Regions from separate parts of the Homo sapiens genome. Here region 1 is linked to region 2. A link is an interaction called in ENCODE POLR2A ChIA-PET data of the cell type or tissue named here. Cell type or tissue: GM12878. All regions are shown on one strand. Region 1 overlaps AUTS2 (activator of transcription and developmental regulator AUTS2). Region 2 overlaps AUTS2 (activator of transcription and developmental regulator AUTS2).

Region 1 (2,500 bases), 880 kb before region 2:
CAGTGGCACGATCTCTGCTCACTGCAACCTCAATGTCCCAGGTTCAAGCAATTCCCCTGCCTCAGCCTCCCGAGTAGCTGGGACTACAGGCGCCCACCACCCACGCTGGTCTCAAACTCCTGACCTCAGGTGATCCACCTCCCAGGTCCTTTATATAAAGGGGAGGACAATTAAGGACAGCACTGTCTATTTTTATTACATTTGGCCATTTATCTCTACTAGGGGCAATGAAACCACTTCAGGGCTTTCAAATTCTCTACCTGTAGGAACTGACCCAAAACAAATAGAAGGACCTTAACCTTAACTCTTGGCTGAACTCAACATTCTTCAATCAGATACATCAATCCCTGCAGGCAAATGTGCTAACGGCAGAGCCAAACCAGATTTTGGACTCTCAGGGAATGCCACTGCTTTCCCATTTGTCATGTAAGTTTGTTAAATGGAAAATCCTTAGGCAGTTGCAAAAATGAAAGTACATTTGGTGTTGACAGTCACGACAGAACATGGGGACTAGAGTTGCTCCCAAATTTCATTCATTCTTACAACATAATTCTCCTCAACAGTTGCCCTTATTAAAAAGGATTAACGGCTGGCCACTGTAATTTCCATTCTACCCAAGGCATCCTTTTAAAATGGGCTGTTGATAGTCGCTGCCAATGAATGCTCCAAGTTGATGACATTTCAAACAGGCTTTCAGGGTGCTGACAATGGACCTTCCCTTATGTTCAGCCAGGGCACTCACTTCCGACATTTACCCGAGAGGAAAAGGGTAAACCACTTTCAAAGTCCAATTTAATTTGTCTAAGTCTTAAACGGAAGGTCATTTTTCTGTCTTACTAAAAGGCCCAACCTCCTTGCTCTCTTTCTCAAAAGATCTGTAAATCATTGTTTAAGCAGACAAATTATAAAATGTGATATCATATCCTACATAAATGTACCATAGTTCTTCATTTCTAAGACACAGGTTCTCCCTCTCCCACCCCTGCACAAGCATGTGCTAACGTTTCTGAAATCCAGATATCCTACAATCAACATAGCAGTTTTTAACGTCCTAGTGTTTCTCAAACTCACTCCCTCCCCAAAAAACCAGTATTAAGTCAATGGTACACCTTGTAATGGAGACAGTAAATTGTTTAATGTATGGAATTATTGAAAAGATCCCTCTAGATTAAGTACTACTAATCTAGTTTTAGCAGTATGCTACCACCTTAGCACCTTACACATAAAGAATGTCAGGATGAGGCCGGGCGCGGTGGCTCACGCCTGTAATCCCAGCACTTTGGGAGGCCGAGGCAAGCGGACCACGAGGTCAGGAGATCGAGACCATCCTGACTAACACGGTAAAACCCTGTCTGTACTAAAAAATAAAAAAATTAGCCGGGCGTGGTGGTAGACGCCTGTAGTCACAGCTACTCGGGAGGCTGAGGCAGGAGAATGGTGTGAACCGAGGAGGTGGAGCTTGCAGTGAGCCAAGATCACGCCAATGCACTCCAGCCTGGGCGACAAAGCGAGACTCTGTCTCAAAAAAAAAAAAAAAAAAAAGTCAGGATGAAAATAAAATCATTCTTCCAAAAATAAACTGATGTTTTAATTCTCACTATGCCTTGATTTTTGATAAGCTTACTATAAAACAGAGAATCTAGTTATAATATTAGTTTTGTACACCTGCAGGGTTATAAATCAAATATGGAATCAAATTGCTGATAAGCACATATGAAAGTAACTGAAAACACCTAAAGGTATATATGTGCCTGCAAAATCACAGCCACATCTTCATTTATAAAAGAAGTCCTCAGCCAAATGGGGTGGCTCACGCCTGTAATCCCAACACTTTGAGAGGCCGAGGCAGGCGGATCACCTGAGGCTAGGAGTTTGAGACCAGCCTTGCCAACATGGTAAAACCCCATCTCTACTAAAAACACAAAAATTAGCCAGGTGTGGTGGCAGGTGCCCATAATCCCAGCTACTCGGGAGGCTGAGGCAGGAGAACTGCTTGAACCGGGAGGTGGAGCTTGCAGTGAGTGGTGATCGCACCACTGCACTCCAGCCTGGGTGACAGACCCAGACTCTGTCTCAAAAACCCTTCTCAAATTCTCAAAAAGTCTACATGTATACTTGCAAAGGTCTATAAACAAAACGTTAGTTTCAGGAATACTTGATCTTTATTTCAGAATTTTATTTTCTAGGTAATGACTCCTAACAAATCAGCTTTACATGTGGGCCAATGACCTGTTAAACTAAAACCCAAATACACAAGTTTGTTTTATTGAAAATACATAAATAAGAGCAGAGCTACGCGAGTATTTTTCTCTACAACTCAGAAAGGTAAATTAAAACAGTTTCTCTGGGGAAAAAAATAGAGCCTTTTACTTCCTTCAAATGCCTCCAAGCACTATGCACTTGACAATCTGTACAGCGGGCGCTTCCTGCTGTCTGTCTGACTCAAAAAGAAGAGCTCCTTTAACAGAGTGGCTAAGAGTGCAGGCTCTAGGGGCTTTCT
Region 2 (2,500 bases):
CCTATTCCTATGAGGGTATGAGGGCCACCTGTGGCTTACAGCAAACCACGGGATCTATGACAAGGCTCTGCCAGTCTCTAATGACTTACAGGACAAAGTACAGATGGCTGTTCTCTATCCCATGCCTCAGTTTCTCTCTCTGCAGAATCAGAACCTCCCACCAACAACTGTTACTCCAAAGTAAATCCAGTGCAAAGGAGGAATGACCTTAGAGGAAACTAAAGGAAGAAACTGGGAAGTGATAAAAGGAGGATCGCCTAGTACTTGGATGAGAATAGAGCAAGAGCAAGAGCAGAGCTGTTTTCAGAGGCGACAGATGAAGTGCCAGGTCAGGCCTCTGCAAGTTTAGAGCCCTCCAGCTTCCCTTTCTCTGTCCTCAACCTTCATCTGTGGCTCCCTCCTCGCTCTCACGTTCAAGTGTTCGGCTTTCTACTCTTGCCCACCTCACAAAGTATGATCTGAGCAAAGGCTTGATTCTTCTAGTCTTTTATTTTCTAGTATAAAAGTAAGCTTGTAGGTCCTCATTCCAGGGGCACCGGCCTTTTGAACAACAAATCAATCTGAAAAAGGAAAAAAATGTAGGTCAGGGAAGCAGGACATAATGAAGAAGGCCAGGTAGATTCCCAGAGATGTACTGGTGCTGAGGCTCAGAGATGAATCCTGTTTTAAAGGCTATGGCGGAGCAAAGTAGATGTTACACTCTGAACTCAGCACACTTAGAGCAAAATGCAAAGTTTTCCCCATGATCTACAAAGAATGACAGAATTTGCTGCGGGACAAGAATCTCAGGCCCACCATTTACCATATGACTTTGTGAACTCCTCAAAGGCAGAATGCTAGGTCTTTTTCCTCTCTCTATCCACACGCTCAGTGTAATACCTCAGGAACTGAGTCAATCAGGAATTAAAGGATGAATTAATGAATAAAGAAACTCTTATTCTACGGCTTTAGTACTCTGTAACTTTTGATCTCTACGTCGTATGTTCTATTAAGCCAGCTTGAAAGACAGGACAAGTAATAATATTTAAAGCAATTATGCATGTACTGGGGGGTAGGGGAGAGGGGAAAAATTAAGGAAAGTAAGACAAATTTATAAAATGCCTTAAGGTGCATTTCAAGGTTAAGAGCCTGGGCTGTGCTACTAGATTGCCTAGATTCTAGTCCTGCCTCAACCACCTGCTACTATATAACTTTGCTCAAATGACTTAGCTTGCTCCATATTGTTTTCTCATCTGTAAAATGGGAATTATTAACACCTAGATTAGAAAGCTGATGTGGGGGCCGGGTGTGGTGGCTCATGCCTGTAATCCCAGCACTTTGGAGGCCAAGGCAGGCGGATCACTTGAGGCCAGGAGTTTGAGACCAGCCTGGCCAACATGGTGAAACCCTGTCTCTACTAAAAACACAAAAATTAGCTGGACATGGTGGCACACACCTGTAATCCCAGCTACTCAGAAGGCTGAGGCATGAGAATTACTTGAACCCAAGAGGTGGAGATTGTAGTGAGCCAAGATTGTGCCACTGCACTCCAGCCTGGGCGACAGAGGGAGACTCTGTCTCCAGAAAAAGGGGAAGAAAGTTGCTGTGGGGATTAAATGAAACAATACCTGTAAAGCACTTAGTGTAACACCCGACACATAGGGAGTGCTCAAAAGATGTTGGTATTTATTATGAATATCGTATTATGGATTCTGGGCCCAATGCCAGGCATATATTAAAGAAAGGAGTGAAGTAAAGGAAGCACATGACAAGAGAAGTTCAGTGGCTCAAGTCTCTGCAAAGCCACCTTCCAAATATTGTTCTTAGAAATTCTGGATGACTGCAAACCCAACAAAAGCCACAAAGTAATAAGACTGCCAAAAAGGCTAATGTGGTCTTGGCTTGCATTAAGAGAGTCACAGAGTCCAGAATAATCATAGAGTGGTCAACTACGTTTTTTTCTGTACACTCTCAGACTACAACTGTCAGTGGTAAACTTTGTGAATATCAATATGCCTAGAAGCAAAATGCATGTAGAATATATTAACAAAAGGCACAGACCAAAAAAAAAAAATCCCAAATAAACTTGAAAGAAATCATAAAACTTGAGAGTGAGAAAAGAGGGAAGTGGTCATTTAGTCTGAATCCTCATCCTGTCATAAAGCAACAGGGGAGCAGTGAAGCTCCTCATCATGAACCTCTTAAAAGCAGGAACTGTGTATCATTATTGTTACCTCAAGTGGCTGCCCAGAACCAGAATGTCCACAGTCAGTGTCAGAACAGAATTGCAGCCCCAGGCACCTGCATCCCAGGAGTTGTGCTGACTACATCAGCACTGCCTTTGATTGGATTGGTGGAAAACAGAGAAGAGGAAAGAGTACAGAAGAAAGAATCTGGGATGTCCTGACAAACTCGTCTCACCTCCAGCTTGCTCTAGGGTCAGCAGAGGGCCACCCTATGCAGTGGTAGTTCACCAGCACAGCTTTAGAGAACTGGACCCTCCCTTCGTTCACAAACACTC

The links. Peaks named below come from ENCODE experiments on the same cell type or tissue, not always from the same donor. Only the 100,000 strongest peaks of a DNase experiment are listed, where the experiment ranks them.
Region 1: POLR2A ChIA-PET joins it to region 2 with 7 read pairs; 1 of 35 experiments calls an interaction of 5 or more read pairs at or near these places.

The regions. Positions count from the first base shown.
Region 1 is chr7:70,723,486-70,725,985 of GRCh38, reverse strand. The region is part of intron 6 of AUTS2 (activator of transcription and developmental regulator AUTS2); the gene reads right to left. Among named protein-coding and RNA genes, the nearest start is that of GALNT17, 410 kb to the left of the region's middle. RefSeq lists an enhancer at 380-1,071. In GM12878, no CTCF peak of the experiment used is centred here; no DNase peak of the experiment used is centred here; H3K4me3 peaks cover 378 bases; H3K27ac peaks cover 1,287 bases.
Region 2 is chr7:69,845,652-69,848,151 of GRCh38, reverse strand. The region is part of intron 1 of AUTS2 (activator of transcription and developmental regulator AUTS2); the gene reads right to left. Among named protein-coding and RNA genes, the nearest start is that of AUTS2, 250 kb to the right of the region's middle. In GM12878, no CTCF peak of the experiment used is centred here; no DNase peak of the experiment used is centred here; H3K27ac peaks cover 53 bases.